Regions from separate parts of the Homo sapiens genome. Here regions 1, 2, 3, 5 and 6 are each linked to region 4. Evidence: chromatin loops called from intact Hi-C (ENCODE). Cell type or tissue: heart left ventricle. All regions are shown on one strand. Region 1 overlaps DEUP1 (deuterosome assembly protein 1). Region 2 has its middle 9.2 kb from the start of CEP295. Region 3 has its middle 37 kb from the start of SLC36A4. Region 4 holds the start of SMCO4 (single-pass membrane protein with coiled-coil domains 4). Region 5 overlaps SMCO4 (single-pass membrane protein with coiled-coil domains 4). Region 6 has its middle 26 kb from the start of LINC02746.

What was found. Hi-C counts contacts between places; a loop is a spot of excess contacts. Peaks named below come from ENCODE experiments on the same cell type or tissue, not always from the same donor. Only the 100,000 strongest peaks of a DNase experiment are listed, where the experiment ranks them.
Region 1: it touches region 4 in a loop (1.9-fold over the local background); 10 of 110 quality-filtered maps call a loop at or near these places.
Region 2: it touches region 4 in a loop (6-fold over the local background); 69 of 110 quality-filtered maps call a loop at or near these places.
Region 3: a loop joins it to region 4, with 10 times the contacts of the local background. A loop is called at or near these places in 98 of 110 quality-filtered maps.
Region 5: it touches region 4 in a loop (5-fold over the local background); 27 of 110 quality-filtered maps call a loop at or near these places.
Region 6: a loop joins it to region 4, with 5 times the contacts of the local background. A loop is called at or near these places in 9 of 110 quality-filtered maps.

Annotation. Positions count from the first base shown.
Region 1 is chr11:93,392,602-93,396,601 of GRCh38, reverse strand. DEUP1 (deuterosome assembly protein 1) reads right to left here. Exons shown (of 14, transcript NM_181645.4): 10 at 1,946-2,143; 11 at 277-363. Among named protein-coding and RNA genes, the nearest start is that of DEUP1, 64 kb to the right of the region's middle. In heart left ventricle, no CTCF peak of the experiment used is centred here; no DNase peak of the experiment used is centred here.
Region 2 is chr11:93,650,514-93,654,513 of GRCh38, reverse strand. No RefSeq gene overlaps it. Among named protein-coding and RNA genes, the nearest start is that of CEP295, 9.2 kb to the left of the region's middle. In heart left ventricle, a CTCF peak has its summit at 2,253 (motif pointing right); no DNase peak of the experiment used is centred here; H3K27me3 peaks cover 1,490 bases.
Region 3 is chr11:93,233,013-93,237,012 of GRCh38, reverse strand. No RefSeq gene overlaps it. Among named protein-coding and RNA genes, the nearest start is that of SLC36A4, 37 kb to the right of the region's middle. In heart left ventricle, CTCF peaks have their summits at 74 (motif pointing right) and 2,222; a DNase peak (open chromatin) is centred at 2,222.
Region 4 is chr11:93,541,803-93,545,802 of GRCh38, reverse strand. SMCO4 (single-pass membrane protein with coiled-coil domains 4) reads left to right here and starts at 2,412. Exons shown (of 3, transcript NM_020179.3): 1 at 2,412-2,527. RefSeq lists silencers at 2,212-2,341, 2,502-2,551, 2,682-2,921. In heart left ventricle, a CTCF peak has its summit at 2,345 (motif pointing right); DNase peaks (open chromatin) are centred at 2,362, 2,782 and 3,132; H3K4me3 peaks cover 2,262 bases; H3K27ac peaks cover 1,867 bases.
Region 5 is chr11:93,480,302-93,484,301 of GRCh38, reverse strand. The region is part of intron 2 of SMCO4 (single-pass membrane protein with coiled-coil domains 4); the gene reads left to right. Among named protein-coding and RNA genes, the nearest start is that of SMCO4, 61 kb to the left of the region's middle. In heart left ventricle, a CTCF peak has its summit at 2,445; no DNase peak of the experiment used is centred here.
Region 6 is chr11:92,939,904-92,943,903 of GRCh38, reverse strand. No RefSeq gene overlaps it. Among named protein-coding and RNA genes, the nearest start is that of LINC02746, 26 kb to the right of the region's middle. In heart left ventricle, a CTCF peak has its summit at 1,745; no DNase peak of the experiment used is centred here; H3K27me3 peaks cover 948 bases.

The DNA of each region.
Region 1 (4,000 bases), 150 kb after region 4:
ACAGCAAGAAGAAAAGCAAGGAAATAGCATGCTTGGCATATTTGAGGGAAATGATCAGAATTGAGCCCAATCCAACCAAAGAACAAGGGAGAAAACCAGACATTCCAATGTTCTAGCCTGAGGATAAAAGTAACCTCAACTGAAGCACAAGATAATTTACCACCCAACTCCTTCATGTCTAACACACAGCAAGTGCTCAATAAATGATGTCTAGGTTAATCGTGACCAATTCAGTAATCTCTTTGTTCAATTTATTGAATGATGTCAGCATATTACCATGTATTCTCCGGGGTCTAAATCTCCCATCATTCCTTTTAGATGTGTGTTTTCAGTTCTGACAGCTTTATATTTCATATCTGAGACCTGAAATTAGCAGATAAAAGGCAAATGTAAAATTCATAATAAAAACTCATAATTCTATTAAAATTTTGTCTTGTGAATACAAATATTTTCTAAGTGTAATGAAGGGAAACACTTCTTCGGTACGACCAATAACATTCAGGTATTCTTATTTAGTTCTCCTGTCTTTGGCAGGCACCACTTTACGTCTTTTTCTGATCAATGCTAAACTACAAGCATATACTTTCAATAATGATTCATTTAGTTTTGTCCTACAATCCCAAAATTCCATTTCTGGTTTCTATTTTCTATTGTATGCAAATTGTCACCAGAAAAAGCACATGTTAAAAGCATGTTTGAGTAACTGTCCATTAAATTTATTCAACACCTGATTAATTTTTACAATAGGCAATACATAACTTTCATGTTTAATTTTGTTCTGATATTTCTGCCAAAATTCCATCTTTTTTAGTGACTACTTCATTTTGTCTCTCAATTTATTTTATCTTTCCCTGATTTATTCTACTTGACAGGACTTGGATATGGTATCTGTCCTTTTACTTCTCTAGGACTCATTTCTGTATAAAACACGTGCCTTAAAAAGATTTAATTTTGTAAATTACCAATTTATGCTCATTGACAAAACCTAGAAAACGTACAAAAATATAAAGGTGAAAATAAAAATTATTCATAATCCAACTAGCCAGATCACTGTTAACACCTGTAAAATATCCCTGCCTATACAGGTACAACCAAAGAGATTATCCCATCTGTGCTGTTTTCCTGTGTACTGCAACAATAAATCACGGTTTAAGGCTTACAACTGGGCAAAGGCTAAATCTTTTCTGTTTTCATAATTCACGATTTTAGTCATGTTATTTGTGAAGTGACCCTCATATGCCTAGAAAATTATTAAATGATGCTCTCAAAACCTTTAGATTTGGGGTAAAAAAGCAGATAAACCCTGTGCTCTCAATAGTAGGCCATCCATTTGATCATGAGTAAGGGATGGAGGGAATTTAAAAAATAAATAGGCAGGAAGGAAAGGAAGGATGTAGAAGTTACTTGTAGTATTTTAACAGAAGAATGTTACAATTGCTGTTTTTCCTCACGTACCATGCTGTGCATTGACTGCATGTTCAGTAAATATGAACTAATTTTCATGTTTCAACATCCATTTGTAAAAAGCCTGAAAGAAATACATGAAGTGTGGGGGAGGGGTAGGAAGTGTTGAAGAAGAGCTGGAATAGAGACTTTTTTTTAAAGATAAAAATGTTAATGGAAGAGAAATACAGAAAAACATACTCAGGAAGAAATATTTGATTAGAGTGTACTGTGGGAGGTGATCAGAATATAGGTTACAAGAAAATGGAAAGATGAGATTTAATGAAATTGTCTTGCACTGTCATTTCCCTAGTCCTTTTTGTTGGTGACACTTTGTGTTATCTCTGAAAGGTTTTATGTAACACCACAAAGCATTTCTGTGAAGCTAGTCTCAGAAATAATACCAAGAAATGTAATGTTTTCATTAGTCAATAATGAAGGCTACTATTGGCACTGAGCAAGAATGTGCCCTAGACAAGTGCTATTCTGCCTGCTTGCATACCTTTTGTTTTGCTAACATTTTTTCTTTTATTTCTAATTCCATTTTTAACTGTTTTTCCAGAAGGGCAGCTTTCTTTGTGACAGTTGCTATAGTGATCTCCTTCTGATGAAGCTCTTCTGTTAGGTCAGAGATTTCATTCCTCATTCTTTCCTGCTCAGAGTTATGGTACTCTTCCACCTGTTGGAGTTGGCTTCTTATCTGCAGCAGATAGAGACTGGAAATATTATTGAATCCTTTTATTTATAGAGTAGCTTAAAATTTTACTGGCCATGTTCAGTCCTTCTATTCTGAAACTTTGTCAGGGCCCACTTCACCCTCCTTTTCTGATCAATGCTAAATTAAAAACAGATACATATAATAATGACTCATTACCTTTTTTCCTTCCAATTCCAACATTTCATTTCTCACTTCTATTTTCTGTTGTATGCAAATCATCACCTATGACTGATACTACTTTGATAACCACTTTGAGAGGAAGGTAAAGAAAGTATTATCAAGCATTTTCATGGAGAAAAAAATTGGCTTTAAAATGGTTACATGATTTGCTCAAAGTCATAAAGCTAATAATCGGCAAAGCTAGGACTGGAATCTAGGACTCTTGGCTTTAAATTCAGTGCTTTTTTAAAACTAAAATAGGCTGTACTGTTTGTAACTAAACATTTGTTTCTCAGAATCACATTACAGTAAACTTCAAACAATGTCTTCATGAAAACTCATCACTTCCCTTACTTAAGCCTCTTATTTTCTGAATCTTGGCTAAGCTTCCATGTTACAAACCTCTGGATTGTCTCTGACTCCTCTCCACCCTTGTCCTCCCAAACCTGGTCAGGCAATGAATTCTGTCCATTCTATTTCAACCTCTTTTAAGTCTTGCCTCTGTCTCCATTCCTACAACTGCTGTCTTTGTCTAGCCTCTTAGCATCTTTCTAGAAACCATTACTGTTTCTAATTCTTGAGACTTAAAGTACATAATCATCCGTCTAAAAAAAAATCATAGTCCATTGGGGAAACAGAAAAATAGACGATTACAACACAGTGTAGCAATTAGTGTCAGCAGTATGTAGTGGCAGTGTGTTTAACCCAGCCTAGGGATGACAGGATAGGATTCCCAGAGGAAGGGTCATCAGACCCAAAACTGAAGGATGAATGAATGCCAATTAGAGATGCTCTAGCCGGGCGTGGTGGCTTGTGTGGGAAGCTGAGGTGGGAAGGATGCCTGGAACCCAGGGGGCAGAGGTTGCAGTATAGTGGGCTGAGATCATGCCACTGCACTCCAGCCTGGGTGACAGAGCAAGACCCTGTCTCAAAACCCTGTCTCAAAAAATAAAAATAAAAAAAATAAAAAGGCATAGAAAAAAATAGAACATATAGATGCTCTATGAAAAGTAAAAACATTAGCCGGGTGTGGTGGCATGTGCATTCAGTCTCAGTTAGTCGGGTGGAAGGGGCACTGGGGTGGGAGGATCCCTTAAGCCTAGGAGGTCTAGGCTGCAGTAGGCCCTGATTGCACCACTGTATTCCAGCCTGAATGACACAGCAGGATCCTGTCTCAAAAAAAAAAAAAAAAAAGAAGGAGGAAGAGAAGAAGAAGGAGGAGGAGGAGGAGAAAGAAGTAGAAGGAGGAGGAGGAGGGCTCAGAGGAGGAGGAGGAGAAAGAAGGAGGAGGAGGAGGGCTCGGAGGAGGAGGAAGAGGAGGAGGAAGAGGAGGGAGGAGGAGGAGGAAGAGGAGGGAGGAGAAGGAGGAGGGATCCCAGGCAAAGAGCTCAGTGAGTGAAAGCATGGCACACTCAGTGAACTAAAAGGAGTTTAGGGTAGCTAGGAGTTAGCTGCTCTGAGAAATAAGGCTGGAGAGTTAAGTAGAGGCTAGCCACAAAAGAAACATGAATTTTCTCCAGGGCACTTTTTTAAAATGGATTTTTTTTTTCATTTCACCTTTAAACATTTCAGTATATATCTTTAAAAGAACAAGGCTCTCTCTTTTTTTTAAATGTAGCCAGAATGTTATTACAATGTCTGTAAAGATTAAGAATTCCTTAATATCATCAAGTATCTAGG
Region 2 (4,000 bases), 110 kb before region 4:
CTGCATGGCTGGGGAGACCTCAGGAAACTTATAATCATGGTGGAAGGGGAAGCAGGCAAGTCTTACATGGGTAGCAGAAGAGAGAGAGAAGCACGAAGGAGGAACTTCCAAACATTTATAAAACCATAACTCACTCACTATCATGAGCACAGCATGGGAAAAACCACCCCCATGATCCAGTCACGTCCCTCCTTCGACACATGGGAATTGCAGGTCCCTCCCTCAACATGTGGGGATTACAATTCGAGGTGAGATTTGGGTGGGGATGCAGAGCCAAAACATATCACTCAATAAATATTTACTGAGTTCTTGTGTGAACAATGGTCTATGCTATATGTGTTTCTCTTCTAGCCAGCTGTGATCTGTAGGTATCCTGAACTTTCTCTGCTAAACTTTAATCACACCTTCTACCTTGAAGGAAACCGCATCTCTACGGGGCTAGAACAATAGGTAATCCTCAATAAATATCTGATGAACAAATGAAAGAATGTATGTACTCACAAATAATAGACTGTTTTTCAGATCCATGTCCTGATTATTGTAGTATGATCTAGCTTAAAAAATAATTCTGGGCTTTAATTCATTGGCTAGTAGGGAGGCCTTTTCCACTATATGTCTGGTGTGATTAAACTTTGTGCCTGGTGTACCCTCTTTTACTTGACTTGTTCCTATTGAGTGGCACCTGATGACCCAATTCTGAAGTCAGATCTGTTGCATATGGTCTTATCACCATTTCAGTCATGCACCACCCATTACAGAATCACCTTTTCTGGAGCTCCCGGAGGCCCCTCCAGCATGTTCCATCTCCCTCACACCATGTCTGTGGGTTCCACATTTGGGCTCATGTTGACCTTTCTCCGTTAGATAAAGCCCTTATCCTACTTCTTTGAAATCTCATCTCCAGTAATACTTAGCAAGTTTCAAGCTTCTATTCTGCCCCTGCCTTTTCCCCCACTTTCTTTTTCTCTACCCTCCCATCTTTGCTCCTAAGACTTCACTATTGGGATTTCACTTTTGGGATTTTCCCCAAGCTCTCTGATAGGGATCTATGCATCCTGCACATTCTCTCCTCAGCTTTATTAAAGAGCTAAGGGCTTCACAATCTAATGTCATCAAGCCGCCAGGCCCAGGTCAGAAGAGGTGTGTACCTTTTCAGTAAATGTCCCTCTTTCACCTTCAACCCTAGTCACGGCACGCCAATCTCAGGAAGACCTAAATAACAAACAAAACCATACACATTTCACTGAGAGCAGAATTACCACCATCATGCCCATTCTACAGATGACAAAATTCACGCTCAGAAAGGCTAAATAGCTTGCCTGTTATTACTCATCTTGTCAACCACAAGAGGAGCACTCAATCCCTGGTCTTTTGACTCAAAATCTAAGGGTCTTTTTGCCAGCACAAATGCATACTAACATGTTAAAAAGAGTCACCTTTTGGGCTAGGAAATTTTGCATTCCTTTCCTTCAAGAACGGTAGGTTCCAGGCCAGGCATAGTGGCTCACATCTGTAATCCCAGCACTTTGGGAAGCCAAGGCAGGCAGATCACTTGAGCTCAGGAGTTTGAGACCCGCCTGGGCAACATAGTGAAACCTTATCTCTACTAACAATAAAAAAAAAATTAGCTGGGTGTGGTGGCATGTGCCTGTGGTCCCAATTACTCAAGAGGCTGAGACGGGAGGATCACTGGAGCCCAGGAGATAGATGCTGAAGTGAGCCATGATCACGCCACTGCACGGCAACTTTTTGAGACCCTGTCTCAAAAAAAAAAAAAAAAAAAGCTATGTTCTAGTTTTATGACATCCATCTCTGTTCTAAGGTATGACTCCTAGATAAACATTTATGATTTTTGAGGGAGCAGGGAAAGCATTTTTGGCACCTGTGCCTTCTGCTCCTCACCCCTGAGATAGCCACAGGCCCCCTTGATGACTCACCTTTATGGCTAGCCTCTCATGGCCTCTCCTGACCCTCATCTACTCTGCATCTCGTCCTTCAGGCTAGCTAGTTCAGGCTGAAGGATTCAGTTAGACTACTCTTCCTAGGCGCATGTTTGCATTTTAAGAAAGACATTCAAAGCCTTAACATAAGGAAGCAAGCAATGGGCCAGTTTAGGCACTGTCCTGCCTTTACATGGTAGTGACAAGGCCGGTAGTAGGAGATGCGGCAAATATCTCAAATGAATCCTTTATGGGTATTTTCTTGCAATTCCAGTTGGAAAAAAAGTGACAGAAATTATAATGTCTGCCACTAGGGGGCGGATTAGCCAAATTTTGGAATATTTGTGGGCGAGTGAGAAGACTCAGAAATTTTTTCTTTTCCTATTCTCACAAATTCCCCTGCATCAGACAAGAGGAGAACAGCATCACCAGAAATAGGAAAAAGCAAAGGCAGCAGCATTGCTACTGGCAAGAGCAGGGTCCCCCATTGTCATCCTCTCGAAATGTGTTAGTGCACGAGGGTAGCACACCCAGGTAACAACAGCCTGGTATTCAGTACCTGTTACGTGCCAGGCACTGTGCTAGGCACTTTACCTACATTGTCTTCCTTGACCCACACAGCAATCTTCTGAGGCAGATTTTTCAAATCATTATTTTACGGGTGAAGGAATAGGCTTGTGAAGGTTAAATACATTGCTCGAAAGCAAGCAGCTAATACGTGGCAGAGTTGGGATTTGTATTGCTGTTTGTGGGGAGTGGTAGATAGGTTAAGGAGGAAGTCTTGAAAGGACTTGATATTAAGTCACCATTCAAAGCCTCTAACAGAGCTTCAGCGAGAGGCACTGCCTGCCTTAGGCAGTGGCTCTAAGGAGAGAAAAGAGTTTTAAGCATATTATATGTGTCTATTGTAAAAAATAATATGGAATATCATAAAGAAGAAAGCAGAAACTATCTTCGAATCTTATGTAGATAAAGCACTTTTAATCATTTTTAGTCAGGACTTGACTATGCTGGTTTTTGTTTTGTTTCGTTTTGCTTTTTATTGTGCATGCATTACCATGTAAATAAATATAGAATCTTCACTAACAGTTTTAATGATTATGTTTTGTTGTTTTGTACTTAAACCCCTTAAATTGCTTACCCAGTACCTGCTGATAAACTTTTTATTAATTTTCAGGTTTTTTACCACTATAAACAATTGTGTAATAAATTCTTTGTGTTTGCTTCTTTCCAAGGTATCTTCTCTTTTATTTATTAGATCTCATCCTATCTCCCTTAATCAAACAGTTGTCCCTGTTTTTCCTTTGCCATTTTTCCTCTCTGTGCTATACTGTTTCTTTAGCAAACAGATATGAGATAATAACGCCCATCTCGTTAAAAAAAATCTTCTTTGGGCCGGGCATAGTAGCTCACACCTGTAATCCCAACACTTTGGGAGGCTGAGGCGAGCAGATCATTTGAGGCCAGGAGTTTGAGACCAGCCTGGCCAACATGGTGAAATCCCATCCCTACTAAAAAAAACACAAAAATTAGCTGTGTGGTTGTGCATGCCTGTAATTCCAGCTACCTGGGAGGCTGAGGCAGGAGAATTGCTTGACCCCAGGAGGCAGAGATTGCAGTGAGCCGAGACTGCGCCACTGCACTCCAGCCTGGGCAACAGAATGAGACTACATCTTTTAAAAAAAATTTTTTTCTTTGATATCACTCCACCTCCAACTCCAGCCCATTTTCTTGTTTCCTTAGACACCTGGAATGCTTGACAGAGTTGTTTATTCTTATCAGCCTTGCATCATCTTTTCTTGCTTCTCCTAAACCCACTCCATCAGGTTTTGTCCACATTCCTCCACACATAGTTCTTGCCAAGGTCACCATGACCTCCATGTTGTCAAGCCCTTGGTTTGTCCTCCAACTTCATCTTCCTTGACCTCTGAACCGCACTTGACACCTGATCATTACTTGTTGGAATTCGTTTGCCTTCCAGGACACCACCTTCTAGGAGGCTCTCCTATTTTATTGGCCACTGCTCTTCAGTCCCTTTTGTCTGTTTCTCCTCATCTTCC
Region 3 (4,000 bases), 310 kb after region 4:
GAACCTTGACATAGAAGTGGAGACACACTAGCGGTAAGGCATCCAAGGACACCAAGATAAAGCAGAGAAAAACATGAAGTAGCCAGTAGGTGGGGCTCGGAGGGAAGAATTGACAGTGGTGGTTGTGGGAGAGCACTGCAAGCTCAAACACTGTGCTAAATTTCAGGCGTTAGTAGAAATGTCAAATAGGTGTGTGTGTAGGCAATTATAAACATGAGAAATGCATAGAATGGTGCCTTACACAGAATAGGTGCTAAATAAATATTATCCAAATGAGTGAATGAATGAAAAGAGGAGAGACAACGGATTTGCTTTCATTCACATATAGGAGCTTTGAGAAGTCAAGGAATTTTAGAATTAAAAGGGACCAGTAAAGTCTATTCCCCTTACAAGTGGTTTGGGCTTGAGTACCTCAGTCTCAGGTTTGAATTAGGAATCAGTAAGAAAGAGAGAAAGAGAAAGCAACAGTGACACATGGATTTTTTAGGGAGTTAAAAGCATTCTAGAATAATGGATGGCTGAAGGACCGTTTGGGGGGAGGGGGGGAAAGCTGTCATGGGATAATTGGAACAGACCCCAAGGAGGTCATTTATCATGTCGTCTCTCTGCTGGCTGCAGAATATAGAAATCACTAGCTGATGACAACAATACTCTACGTTTGTGTAGTACTTCTAGTTCTGAAAGTGCAGTCAGACATTATCTCCATTAATTCTCACAAGCACATAGGTATTCTTTTCTGGGACTCAAAGGAAGTTACTAGCTCAGAAATAATGGATGCTCGTTGATGTATGAAGTTCCATTACCTCTAACAGGGAGATGGAATGTCCTTTAAAAGATTCCTCCACAAAATAACATATTCATTTATGTAGTAACAGGGAGAGTTGTTGAGAATTAAATGATATATTGTCTTTTCAAAGCTGTGAATTTATCAGTATTAACTTGGAAAGTGTCTTTACCTCCTCCTTCCAAGATAATAGCAAGGAGAGCCACCAAGGTGCTTTGGACAGTTTTCCAAGGGGAAGGAGGATGATGCTTGGTGGGAAAGTGGGGAGTGGCCCCATCCTGGAGGTGACTTCCCAGGGACTGGGAAGGCTGGGATGTTCAGTGTGTTCTGGGTCTCACTTTGCACCTGTGCACCGCTTGCAAGCATCACAAGAGGACACAACTTAGATGAGGGTGGTGGTGCTCGTAGGGGTAGAGCGATTGCTGTGAGAGGTATAACTATAACCCGCCTGGCGCAAGAAGCCTGACTGGTAGCAATAGACTAGATCTCAGCCTGTGCTTCCCAAGAGGCAGATGTAAGGGACAGAGACCTTTCACTTCCATTTTCCTCAACTGCTTACCTACTGGGATTTTAGTATGATCCATAGGAGATGGAAGCAAATTTAAAAAGCGAATATTGGAATTGTCACTAATCTTGGCAAATTAAGATTTGATTTGATATAGAAAAATAAAGACATACAATGTTTCTTATACTTGAGATGTCATGGAATGATTGTACATCTGTTAATCTTCATTCAACAAGCATTTATTGAGCACTTACTATGAGCCAGACTTTCTAGTAGGTGTTGGGGATATAGGGGAGAATAATAAAGAAATGGATCTTGTTTTTGAGTAGCTTGTTACATCTATAATGGACAGATAGACAATTAAACAAGGAATAACCAGACAGAGTGCTGAGTGTTAGAACAGGAGAAAGACAGGGATCTGAGACACCAGAAAAAAAGAGGTTACATAACCTAGTCTAGGAGACAAAGACAGCATCCCTGCAGAAGTCACAGTTAAGCTGAGACCTGAAGGATTCTGTCCTGCATCGCACAACACTTCCTTCCCACCACTGCTATGCTAAGCACTTACCCCAGTTACATAGTATTTGCTATTTTCAAATCTCTCTCTCACTAAGCATTGAGCTCCCAGAGGTCTTACAGCATCATGTAAATTATTAAAAAAAAAAAAATCTTTGTATCCTCAGCACCTCTGGTAGAGCTCCTACACTTAGTAGGCTTTCAATGCATAGCTGCTAAGTGACACAAAAATTGAAAGAATGAATAAATGATGAATGATGGGAGACCTAATTGCATTATATAGTAGAAATGCCAGTGTTCATCTGTAAAGGGTGCAGGCTGGATGCTGCATTCTAGTTAAGCAGTGTCACTACTGTGTCCTCCAGGCAGCCAGTTGCTGAGCATCCGCTAATTAAGGCTACACTGCCACTCTGAGGGCAGTCTGGGTAGTGCCAGGATTGGACAGGACACTGATGTCCGCTTTGGTTCTCAGCTTCAGGCTGGTGAAAGCACTAGCAATGCAGCCTCCTCTTTGAAGGAAAGGTCTCTCAACGCTGTCACAGTCCTTGCTCAGGCAGCCCTCAGTCCCTACTGCAAAGTAAGGGCATGAAGTCTTCTCTTAAAAGTGCAGGCTGGCTAAGGAAACCGAACCTCACTTTCATGGCACAATTTTGGGGACACAGAGGAATTGAGTCACATTCTTTTCCTTGTGTGTGGGTTGGAGAGGAGGAATCCAGTTCCTACCCCACCCCTCCCATTGCCCTGGAAGAGCCACCTGGGGTAAGCATGACCCCCTGGGGTAAGCATGAAGCCTGCACACTCACCTCAGCACAGGAGGGAAATGCTTTAGCTGAAATATTCCCCTCTTTAGTGACCCTACTTCTCTCCAGGGAGCTTTAAATGCTGGTGAATTCTGATCAGCATCCTGGAAGGGAATAATGAACTAGCACCCAGGGCACCTTCCTCACTTGTCTCCTAGCCAGTCCCCCAAACTTCTGTCTGGCTGTTACTGTGTGGCTCAATGAACTGGGGGCAAGAAAATCTAGATTATAACCCTGGGTTTGCTGATTCCTATGCGTTACACCTTTGGTTAGTTGATTAATCTCTTTGAACCTCAGTTAGCTGATCTACAAAATAAATATTAATATACCTGACCTATCTTACAGGGCTGTTGAAGAATCAAATGGTACAATATGCGGAATGCCCTTTGTGAACCTGCAAGCACTACACACGTGTAAAGTATTATTATGTCCAATATGTCTGGAAATGTATAAAATAATGATTCCATAGAAATGTACTTTTATGTTGTGAAATCCTCACTGTCTCTCGTTGTTAATCCAGGGAAACCACTGACTAGTATTCCTTTCACTTGATTGTCTCATTTCTTTCACTGATTAATTCATTCAAAAAGCAGTTATGAGCAAAATTCAACATCAAAAATATTGATTGAGTGCCTACAATATGCCAGGAACTGTTCTCAGTGCTGGAGATACCACGGATATTAAGGCAGATATATCCCTGCTTTCCTGCACTGGGGCTAGAGCAGGGAGTAAAATGGCAGTCCCTGCACTTAGGAGTTTACAGTCTAATGAGGAAGGTAGGAATTTTAAAACTAATCATATGAATAACTATGTGTGTGTGATATGGTTTGGCTCTGTCCCCACCCAAATCTCATGTCCAGTTGTAATTCCCAATATTGGGTGAGGGACCTGGTGGGAGGTGATTGAATCATGGGGGCAGATGTTCCCTTGCTGTTCTCATGATAGTGAGTGAATTCTCAAGATATCTGGTTGTTTGAAAGTGTGTAGCACTTCCCCCTTCACTCTTTTTCTCTTCTGCCACCATGTGAAGAAGGTGCTTTCTGCCATAATTGTAAGTATCCTGAGGCCTCCCCAGCCATGCCTCCTGTACAGCCTGTGGAACTGTGAGTCAATTAAATATCTTTTCTTCATAAATTCCCCAGTCTCAGATAGTTCTTTATAGCAGTGCGAGAGTGGACTAATACAGTGTGTATGTGGCAACATTAAACTCTCGTTAAGAACACAGGAAAAAAGAAAATGTTTAATATTGTTGTTATACTCTTGTCCTCATGAACCCTCAACTGCTAGTGGGAAAATTAACTAATGTCCAATGTCATTAAACTCCATTCAATCCAATATTTTATACAATTCTCAATCAGGCAATGCTCAGAATCCCCAGCAAAATGTTCAGCTTTT
Region 4 (4,000 bases):
GCTAAAGGAAGTCACAAGGCCAACTCCAGGGTCAACGTGGGAGGGAGCTACAGAAGGACAACTCAGTAGGGGTGATTCATTAGAAGCCATTAGTGTAAAATGTGTAAACTTTTCCTCTGAGACTTGCATTGCAAGATACACAACTCTAACCTATAAAGGATGACACTTTCTTTTTCTTTTCTCTCTCTCTCTCTTTTTTTTTTTTTTTTTTTTTGAGACAGAGTTTCACTCTTGTTGCCCAGGCTGGAGTGCAGTGGCATGATCTCAGCTCACTACAACCTCCGCCTTCTGGGTTCAGGTGATTCTCCTGCCTCAGGCCTCCCAAGTAGCTGGGATTATAGGTGCCTGCCACCACGCCCAGCTAGTTTTTGTATTTTCAGTAGAGACGGGGTTCATCGTGTTGGCCAGGTTGATCCCGAACTCCTGACCTCAGGTGATCCACCCACCTCGGCCTCCCAAAGTGCAGGGATTACAGGGGTAAGCCACCACGCCCAGCCAAGGATGGCACTTTCACAGACACAATATCTATGTTATTACTACTATAAGGGAGCATGTGGAGTCACCTTATTAAGGGACTGAGTCCTACATCAGTGGCTCTGCTTGCCTCATAAAATTATTCATTAATTTTTAGCAGTGGCCTTGGGAAGTTGTGTACATAATATTTAGAGGAAAATGGCATTTACAATGATAATGAATTAAAGCAATTCACACGGCAGTACCACTGCCCCAATTTAAACCTTGAGGCTTGCTAATTTCATATTTAGCTGCATCCCATATGCTCCCAATCCCTCTGCCCTAGTGTGGAGCTACAGCTCAAACTCCTTTGAAGGTAGGAAACTTACCTCACACACGCGTGTTCCCCTCATTCTTTCAGCGCATAGAACACTAAAAAGATGCTCCTTAAATACATGCTAAATAAACTGATCAATAGTTGCCTTTTATTAAATATCTTTGTGTTTCAGGTATTTCCTTATTTCCTTCACAGACCGGATCATGAATGATCTCCCAATGTGACAAGGTCTTATTCTCCACAGTTTACCGTTGAGGGGACTGAGGTGCAGAAAGCCCAAGGTGTATGCAGCCCAATCCCCTCTGATCCCACTCTACTGCATTGCTGCCTTTTGTACGCAGCAGGAAGGACACTTCCTGTAAAAATGAAAAAAAAAGCCTTAAGTTGTTTGAGAGAGGGTCAGGAAGAAAACAGGAAGAGCCAGTAGACTGCAGGTGCTTTCAAAGGGCTCCCTGTCTTTGACATCCCTAAAATAAAAACTTGTTAATTAAGAGATTGGCCACAGAAATCCAGGTGGAAAACCTGCAGAAGAGTGGGTTCCACAATTCTTCAAAACAGAACAAAAAAACCCCAAGACTTGTTATATTTTTACCGGTGGAGGGGAAGAGGTTACAGGAGTGGCCTTGCTCCCCGGGCTGGCCTTGCTGAGCAGGTGACAATACCACACATATAAAGGTTTTAAGGTGAAAAGGTAGTCAATATTTTACATTTCGAAGATAGTTTTTAAAATCACCTACTGCATCAGTAGTAATACAACAATAACTACCATTTACATACCACCGCACACATCGGGGCTGCGTAAAGAACTTTATAGTGCACCATCTCAATTAATTCTCACAACTCTGTGAAGTAGGTTTTATTATTCTTAATTTATAGACGTGTTCACTGTGGGCCAGGGAGATGAGCTTTCCCGCGATTGCCCAGCTTTTAAGAGGTAGATCTCAAACCTAAACGTGTTTGACCAAAAGCCCTGAATAACATTTAGCCGTGGGCCTCTTGCGGATTTGGCGCTGGTCCGAGGTGGGGAATTGTGAATCTCATTTATTTATGCTGAGCTGCGCACACATATGCACGTGTAAGTTACAAAAAACAAATCCAGGTCAGGATCTCTGTCCGCTTGAGGTTTCAAAGCCTACTTGGGTAGACAGCGGTAAAAGTCTCAACTCATTCATCTACTCGTTTGCTCTCTTCACAAGTATTTATTGCGCACTTCAGTATTCCAGACAGGGCGCTAACCTTGCCCTGGAGGAGAGAATGGTGAACACAACAGACATGGCGTTTGCCTCCAACTATCCCCTTTCCGATTCTGCTATCTCACGGGCGAGGCGTTCAAAGAAGCAGGAAATATATCAACAAGGGGGTGACTTAAGCACCCGCTGCGCGGGAGCCGGAGGAAGCGCGCTGAGCCTGCAGAGGTGGTCAGGGCGAACTTCCTGGAGGCAGCGGCAGCAGCAGGCCGGGCGAGAACCCAGGTCGCTCGGAAGCGACAGTCTGAGCCGGGAACGGGGAAGAGGGGGCGGGAGCCGAGGCCCGGGCGGGGGCAGCCAGCGAGTTAGGGTTAGGACGGGAGGATTCGGCTTCCCGGCGGCAGAGGGCGCCTGGCGCTGCGGTCTGGCGCGCCAGAGTCGCCCGCGCGGGCGCCGAGAGGAGAGGCGAGGCGGGGAGCGCAAGCGGCGGCGGCCACTGCCACGTATTCCCGGCAGTGGTGGCGGCGGCGGCGGCGGCGCCCGCGGGCAGGTGGGCTGGGAGCGGCGCGGCGGCGGCGGCGGCGGGGCGGGCGAGCCGGCGGGCGGGCGCGGGGCACGGGGCACCGGGCACCGGGCGGGGGTGCGGCGCCGGGACAGTACGGTTCCCGCCACGCCGGCTCCGCCTCCGCGCAGTGCTGCTGACCCAGGCCTGGGCGCCCGGCGGGTCCCGAGCGCAACTCGTGCGGGCGGGGTTGGGGGCCCGAGGGACTCGAGCTCGCCTGCCCGTCGCGGCTCGAGACGCTGCATCCCGGTTGCTGCGGGGCGGGGGCTGGGAAAAGTTGGGGCGGACCGCGAGCCCGCGGGGCCGGGCGGGAAGTGCGGGTGCGGGGCGGACTCAGGGGCCGGGGGACGCAGTGCAAAGGGCTTGGGCCGGGGCGGCCGGGAGGGCCCCGTATGGGAAGGTGGGAAACGCGGGTCCTTTGAGGACGCCGAGAAAGGGGTGCGCTCAGGGTCTCTGGGAGTGGACAAGAGTCCGGCGGCGGACCTTGCGGGTGAGAAGGGTCGGCGCCTGGGGGTCGGGGAGTAGAGGTGAGGCGGGGGCGGGATAGAGCCTTCCTCCTCCCCCGTTCTTTCGGGACCGACCCTGAGACCCGGGGCAGGCTCCGAGCTGGGTACGCCTCTGGCATCTGAAGACCCAGTGGGGAGTTCCTGTACGGGGTGGGTGGAGGAGGGAGCTGAGCGTTGCTTCCTCTGCTGCTGGGGCCGACTACCGCCCCTCCCCAGCGGCCAGATTCACCTCAGACTGCAGTGCTTTTGCCCTGAGGAAGTTGAGGAGGGACAGCTGAGCGGATGAGATGTTTGGGGTGTTCCAAGATGAGTGGGATTAGGCTGCATGATATCATAACTATCTCCGGGAGCTGTCAGAAAACACTCCCATGTCCTCATACACCCACCCATCCACTCATCCAGTCAGTACTGCCAAGCTCCAGGCTCCCTTGCTCTTTAAGTGACACCTCTAGATCCCCAGAGCCCAACAGCGCATCTGCTCACAGCCTCGAGGGTGGCAAGGGTGGAAGACATGGCCTGCTAGTGTCTGCGTAGGTTGGTGCTTTCAGAAACAAGTGGTTCTGGAGGTGCTGGATGCTTTATTAGAACAACCTGTGTGGAGCCCGTTGACAATGCAGATGACTCATGTTGGCTTTTTTTTTTTCCCCTTTACAAATAAACTTTGTATTCAAGACACCAGTATGCCTGGTCATTTGCAGCAGTGATACGGCAAGAGACCCATAGTGGGCTTCTTGAGCCCTTATTCTCGTCCTAGATGTGTTAGCAAGAAGTTTGACCTTGGATGAGTCACTTGCTCTCTCTGGACTTCTGTTTTCTTATCTGTCACATGGGGTATAAAGAGAGAGCTCGACAGTGTGATGTAGACAGGAGTAGGTTTCTGAGGGACACAGTGAAATCTTTTTTCTTGTAAGGCTGGATCAGCCACAGAAAATAAGCCTTAGCCTGTTCTTATAAA
Region 5 (4,000 bases), 62 kb after region 4:
ATACATAAGTAGGAAAAGACGGGAAAGTTCTAATCACAGAAAAAAAATCACAAACAATTCTGTGCTGAAGAATGCGTCCCTGCTTTCCTCCTCTCTGCCTCTGGTCTCCTGCCCACACATACTGGGGACCATTTGGAGTGTCCCCATGCTGACCGGTTGCCGTGGGTGTGTGCTGGTGGGGGGTAGGAGCATAGCAGGTGGAGTTTCATTAGAATTAGTAGAACTCAGGCATTTGTGAAGTTTCCGTTTCCCTGGTTAGGGAAGCTAGAGGCCGTGGGGCACTGGCATTTGAGAAGCTGGAGGCTGCAGCTTCCATCCTGCCTGAGCTGCTTGCTGGGCAGAAGCCAGGCTGAGCGTGTGAGCTTCATTTATTTCTCTCTGCAAGGGGCTGCTGAACCATGATGGGGGCACAAAGTGGGCGAAGGGCGGGAAGATAAGTGGGGTACACCCAGGAAGGTGGGGACTGTCCAGGCTTCAGAGTCACAGATGTGGGTTTGACCTTTGACTCTGCCAGTCCTTTCTTTTGTGTCAGTGGCAGGGCCTTGGATTCTTCCTTGTGAAACTGGAGCAGTCATTTTAGGCAGAGCTCTTTCCAGTGTAAGGGACAGAGACCCCTTGGAGCCAGCCAAAGTTGAAAGAGGCGTTCATCACATACAGAGACACGTCGGAGTACCCTGAGGACAGGAACCTGTGTAGAGCTGGCCTCACAGGGGACTCGACTAGAAGGAGGAGAGTGTGGAGGCTTCTCTTGTGGCCTCTCTGGAGTGCTCCCTCCACCCCCAGGCCTCTCTCCCACCTGGCTTCCCTGGTGACTACAACTGTGTGATTGTCCAACTTCAGTGTCCATTCATGTCTCTTAGATTCTTGAAGTAGAGGCCAGTTGGCCCAGCTTCTCCTTTAGGCAAGCCCACATTTCAGAGGTCCTAGCAGATGTGCTTGAGCCAGCCCTGGCCCAGGAGGCCGCCCGGTGCAGCCCCTGGGCCCAGAGCCATGGTGAGGCGATCCTTAGCCCAGAGGGAGGCGGGCATGGACAGTGCTCTGTGGTGGCCTTTCCACCCTCCAAAAGTGATTGCTTCTTGATTTCTCTTTCCCTGAGTCTGCCTCCCAACTTCCCAGACTTTAAGCTGAAACCTTCTCCTATTTCATTGAAAAAAACAGAAGCCTTTAGTCCCCCAACCCTCACAGTACGGAGCCACCCCTCGCCCCCAGTGCCATCTTCCTACCTCCTCTTGTTGAGTTCAAAGGGTCCTTTGCCTCTCGAAGGCAGGTCTGTCCATTCAGCTTCTTGTCTTGCTCCTACAGAGACCTCTTCTTTTTTCAGTGTCAGGGTTTTCTCCCATTCTATTAGACCCCTCAAACATCATTCTCTAGTTTCGCTTATTATTTAAAGAAAAAGAAAGAAAAACCATTTTGGCCACACACATTCTTCCCACAAAACTTCAAAGCAGTTTTCTGCCCTGGTGCTGTTTGGCGTGCTGGCATGCAGACCCGTCATCACAAGCTACCGGAAGACAGAGGGGCTTGCAGCAGAGTGTCAGCCAGCTCTGCACTGAGCACGTGCCACTGACAGTTTTTCCCTGGCCAAATATTCCCGAGGAAGGAAGCAGTGCGTTCGCTTATGTTCTGGCACAAATGCCTCTGTCTTCTCACAGTTGACCTTCTTGACTGTCTTGGTCCCCACGACAGCACGTTCTCTTTTGCCTCACTCCTTTTCTCTGAGTACCCCATGCTTGCTCTTCCCCTTCCTGCCCTGTAGCTGTCAGGGTGAAAGGACTCAGTCCTGGGCCCTTTCTCTGCCTGCCTTGGACATGATCTCTCTTAATCCAATAGTTGATGACTTCCAAATACAGATCTTCAGCCCAGACCCAGCTCCTGACTCATTTATCCAATTGCCTCCTTGATATTATTTCCATGACGATGTCTAAGAAGCATCCTCACATGCAGAGCACTCAATGCGCTTCTTGAGTCCGCCCTTCCCCAGTGCCCATGCCCTCCCTGGCTCAGGCCACTCTGCCCTCTGCCTGGTGCTCTTCCCAGCTTTTTTCCTGGTTGGTCCCTTTTCACCATAGGGTCCCCTCCCCAGTCGTTATCTCAGAGATGCTTTCCCTTGCTGCCCCAGCTCACAGGTGAGTGAGAGCAGAGACGCTGCTCCTCCTGAAGCCTGATGAAGTACCCAGGATTCAGACGGGCATGTTTGCCCTTTAAATCCTGACCAGACCGGCCCTGGCCCCAGCAGCTTGAGGCTTTTTTCCATGCCTCCAGGAACTTCTGAATGCATCTTACAAATGTTGAGAACTGGTCATTGTGGAGGCTGGGGCCTTTGAATGTCAACTACACTTGTGTGGGTGGATGCAGACAGCAGCATGAAGTGCAGGAGGGAAGTCAGGCCCAGCACTGCTAGCCAGCCAGCCAGGGCATGGCTAGCCCCAGGCCTGGGGTGCCACCTGCCAGTCCTGTGAGGAATTTGGGAGAGACAGCAGCGGGCTCCGACAGGCCATTAGCTCCACAAGGAAATGGCCACGAATCAGAGTGCTGCTAATGGCTTGTTTCTTTTTAAACAATTTTTTTGAGGCCGTGTCGGAGAGAATAGGCTGCCATTTGCAGCTTTGAACAGGAATGCTGTCCATTGCTCTGTTAGAAGCCATGGGGTATTTACAAACTGGGTGACTGTTGGCAAGACATTTTTCCCCTTTGCTCCTTGGTTTCCTCCCTTCCGTGATGGGGATAATAAAGCCTGTCTGTCTGACTCACAGGGCCGTTGGGGTGTGTTCCAGGTGTTGGTATGTCAGCTAGCACGAATTCGCCGCCCGCTCTGTGCCAAGCCCTGAGTTATACAGCTTCCTACTCCATCCTCACCACGGTCCCGCGAAGGTGGGCATCACTCAAGGCTGCAGTCAGGCTTAGAGGAGCTCAGTGCACCCGTCCCTGGGCCGCCCACGGGTATGGGTGGAGATGTCTCAGCCCACCTGTACCGCGTCCCTGCGGGCGGGCAGAGCTCTGGGTACAGATGCATTTGTTTTCCAGATTCTCACAGTCATCCTTTAAGACAAGCTGTTCTCATTGTTCAGATGATGGCATGGAGGCCTAGTGGAGTTAAGTGACTTGCTCAAAGCCATTTAGCCTGTAAGTGATTGGTCCTGGATTTGAAGGCAAGTCTGCCTGGAAGTCCTTTGGAAGACTTGAAAAGGAGAATTGGTAAAGCCAGGGGTTCCTATACCTTTCAGGCCTTAAGAAAGTAATAGTAGGTGTTTTTTTTTTTCTCTCTGTTCCTTATTTCATGAAGGAAATTATACATTTGCCCAAATGGCGCTTCCCTTAATATTTGCTGAACCTTAATGTTTGCTTTTGATTGGCATTATGCCATCCTAGCACAATAATATTTGTCATCTCATACCTTAGGAAACTCTGCCTGATTTTGAATGATACAAAAAAGGTTTTGGGGTCTAAATGGAGTGAGAGGAATGGTAAGAGATTAAGTATCCCTCATAAAAACAGGATGGTGTCAGTAAGACCTTTCCCAACTCTGAGTTCACATTCTACCACCTCGGTCACTTAGGTGTAAATGTCATCTTCCTCCTCAAGATGATGACAGGCCACCCACTACCCTGGGACAAAACAGGGCAGACAGTATACAGCATAGGTCCCTCTGCTAGAGGAACATTGGTATTCAGTGCTCTTCTGCTTCCAAGAACCCCTCACTCCATGCTACTCTCCGAGAATATTGTAATGGACATCTGCCTTTGATATAGCCCTGATACCCAACCCCACTCCGTCACTGTGTTTGAAAAGTACTCTTCCTGCTGTACAAATTGGAAGGCTAGGCTGTGGGCATATGGGCCGGGGCTTGGCTAGTCACACATGCATGGAAGCTGGTGATGCAGAATGCTGGGGGGTGGCGAGTTCATCTGGAGACTGTGCCAGCAGCCACATCTAGTTTTTGGGGGTGGTCATGGTGGCTCGGCACCTCCTGCTCCAGTGCCCATGTCCAGTGCTGACGGTG
Region 6 (4,000 bases), 600 kb after region 4:
CTTATCTCTGTATACTGTACTTCTACATACAAATGTACTGTACTTCTACATACAAATGTTATGTTAAAGAATTACTTCATCCCCATGTGACCATCTCACCTCATAATCAAATGACCCTAAATCCCTCACTAACCTACCCCCTCCTCACTAAACTTAATAATAAATGCTGGCATATCCAGTGCATCGTTGGCACCGTGGGACCAGAAGGCAGTGACCCCCCCTGGACCCAGCTTTCACTATCTTGTGTGTGTCTATTATTTCTCAACCTGCTGATCTGCCTGGGAACAAAGAGAGAGCCCCATTGCATTGCGGGCTGCTGGCCAGATCCCGCAATAGCTAAAGAGGAACACAAGTATTTGCCTAAAGTTTTTTCTCTATGTGCAGAGTATCTGCATTTTTTGAGATGCATGGAAGTTATAATAATTAAGAGCAGTGATTTCAAAACCCAGATTTCTATAAAAAGTCTGTGGCAATTTAGGCTTTCTCTAACCCTCTCTTCAAAACCCTTCCAGGTTCCATCCACTGCCTACACTCCTACATTTCTAGATATCACTTCTAGGTACCAAAATCTGTATTAGGTACCTATTGCTGCCTAAGACTGTCATCATAAAATTAGCATCTGAAAAGAAGAAACACTTACTATCTCACAGTTTCTGTGGGGCCAGAATCTGAGTGTGGTTAGCTGATGTCTCTGGCTCAGGGTTTCTCACAAGGCTGTAATCAAGATGTTGGATGGGGCTGCGGCCATCCCAAGACACATGGGGGAAAACCCTCTTCCAAGCTTCCAAGCTCACTCACCTGGTTGTTGGCAGCTCACAACTTGACAGCTGGCTTTCTTCAAAACAAAAGAGTAAGAGAGTGAGAAAGGTGCTGAAGACAGAAGTGACAGCCTTTTTGCAAGCTGGTAAGTAAGATACCATCACTATTGAAGTAGTCTCTATTGGGCGGCAGTCACTAGGTCCAGCCCATACCTCCCGGCGGAGGGATCACGCAAAGGCATGAACACCAGAGGGCAGGAGTCATTGGGGCCATCTGCCACATTTACCTTCTTACTACGCACACCTTCCATTCTTTCCTTCCTTACCTCTTCCCTTCCTTCCTCATTCTCTCTTCTTCCTTCCAGGGCTTACTGTAAGTCTACAGTGGCCCGGGAGCTACACCAGGCATTGGGAATGCAAAGCTTATGAACACTGAGGTTTGCAGCCCAGTGGAGAAGAAAGGTCCAGTAAAATAACGTTTTCCAAGCTTCAGCCACTCGCTGTTTTGGCCATGTACATGGGCTTCTTAAATCTTTTCTAACTCAATGTTTTTCTTTAAAGTGATGGACCTTTAAAATATGGCCTCATCCTAAACTCATGGTTTTTGACTTTGACTGCCTGATGGCGTCACCTTGGGAGACTATTTAACCTGGAGATGTAGGGGATGTGGTTGACACCGGGCATCCCGTTCTCCCACCCCACACTTGCTTTACCATGTACTTATGCCCACCACAGTTGGGAGGTGACAGCTTACCTGGGGAGGAGATCCGTTCTTTTGCTCTTTGGAAACAGACTCCAAGCTTTGCCCCGTATTATTCCTCTGTTCTACCCTTCACAATATCCCCTGCCCTTACCCCTTTTCTGAATATTCATCAACCAAAGGGCAGTGCATCAGTGAAGGACAAATCTTCACAAAAAAGATACTTCCCGTTTGTTTTATTAAAAAGAAACGGAGCATTATTGTGGGCACTTGCGACTCCCAGTGGTAGAGAAGGGAAAATACATTCAGTGATGTCGGGGTAGGAGAGAAGGGAAGGAAGCATCTTTCACCAGCTCTCCGGAGCCTTTGCTTACACTACAAATGCAAAACAATGTCTCTAGGGGGCTAAAACAACACACACAAATAAGAAAACACTTCCACCTCTCATCCCTTATCCTCCGCAGTTTTATTCACATCTAAGTCAGGTAGCAATAGTCACCTCCACCAGTACAAACACAGCCAGAAGCTATAAGTGTCATGTTGTTCCCTCATCTTGCCCTTGGCCTCTTGGAGCTTAAGGACTGTTAATGACCACAATCCACTGAGACCACCCCTACTCCTGCCTGCCGAACACCCTCAGTGCTGTTTAAAAGCTCAATCCATGAGCAGCCACCTATGCCAGGCTCTGGGCTAGCATTGAGTGGAGTGGAGCAAAGGTGAGCCAGCTGCCCACTCTGTTCAGGTCATCTGTCTGGATGTCCCCTCCTTTGTATTTACTGATTCTGCCAGGCAAGAAGTTGAGGAGATTTATTCATTTCATTTAACAAATAGTAACTCACTGTCTACTGTATGTCCTGCATTGTTTCAGGCAATGAACAAAAAAGGCCTTGCTCTCAGGGAACTTACATTCCCAGCTACTGAACCTCATGTTCTTGTCTTTACTTAACCCCTGGGTCCCAAAACCTGCCCAAATGGAAAGAAATCTTAGTGATTCTCCAACTCCTGTCCCCTGTAAGTGAGGTTACTGAAGCCCACTGAGGTAATGTGCCCGGCCTGAGGTCACAGAAGAAGACACAACAGACTCTAGACTAGATCCCAGCGTCCCAGCTAGAGATAAATGTCAAGACACTCACAGCTGTGGGCACAAAGCTGTCTGTCTGGAAGCATTTTGGGAAAGTTAGAAACCTAGTGAGCGAACATATTTTAATACATCAATTTCATCAACTGGCGAATGAATCAGGTAAAGAGAAGTAATTATATCTTTTGGTTAAAAAGCAAAGTACTCTCAGGGACTCACAGACTTCTTATGAGACTGTCTTTTCTGCCTCCCTGAGTTCAGGCAGGATTCATCTAGAAGCATCCTCTGTGGGTGAGGGGAGCAGAGGCACATGGCACAGCGAGAGGCTGCCCAGTGTAGCAGAAGCTTCTCCAACATCCGCCCAAGTACCCCTCCTGACCAAAGGGGCTAATCCATATCTCAGGGACCTGAGGAGATAGTCCTATGCTGCAGGAGGAAAAGCAGAATTGAAGTCTCATATTTTACTATAAAAACCAATATGAGTGTTGCATTCTGAGGCACTAATATATCACTATGCTTAACATAAAAATGATATTTTTACCCAAATATCTGAATAAAATAAATTCTGTAGAAGGATACACCACCTTTATGCAGAACACCTTATCCATTACCCCTGGGCCTAAGAGCCTCCATTTTGAGAAGCACAGACCTGGTTCCAAACCCAACTCTGTCTGTGGAATGCTAGCAAATTAACTTACTGCCCTGGAACTCAATTTTCTTATCTGTAAAAGCAACACAAAGTTGTGAGCTCTAGAGAGAGTAAGGACCACTGAGAATGGTAATACCATTGTCAATACAGAGTTTTACAAGTTACCAAGCATTTTCCATGTGTTACCTTATTTTCATAGGAAGAGAGCAGATCTGGAAGCCAGTTAATCTTGGCTTTGCCAGAGTGGCTCTGTTGGTCTTGGGCAAATGGAGTAACTTTTGTGAGCTTCCACAGCCTTATTCATGAAAGAGGTGTCATAATGACGCTGTGGGTTATTGTGATAACTAAACACACATAAGGTGTGCAGGCTTCAGTAAGTGGCACATCTCACTAGTGCCTGGAGCAGCTGCTGTGAGTGGGTGAGAACACCAACCCAAGTCAGACAGGCTTGACTCTCACTAACTGGGTGTCCTTGGGCAAATCACTTAACATCTTTGTGTCTCAGTTTCTTTTACCTGTTAAATAAGGATGAAAATAGTACCTTCTTAGAAAGTTGCGAAGATAAAATGAGTTACTATAAGACACACTCACAATAGCTGCTGGCTCAGAATGTTGAGTATTCCAGTAAGTACCTGTGCACAGTTGGCTGGCCTTATCATTGGCCTCTTTGGTTAGGAAACCAGAGGCTTAGAGAGGTTCTCCTCCATCAACATGACTTCTCTTCCCCAAGTGGAAGATCTAGTATTTGAACCCAGATTCCCTGATTCCAGAACCAGTGGTCTTTTTCACCATGCCCCACACAGGAGTGGGGGTTG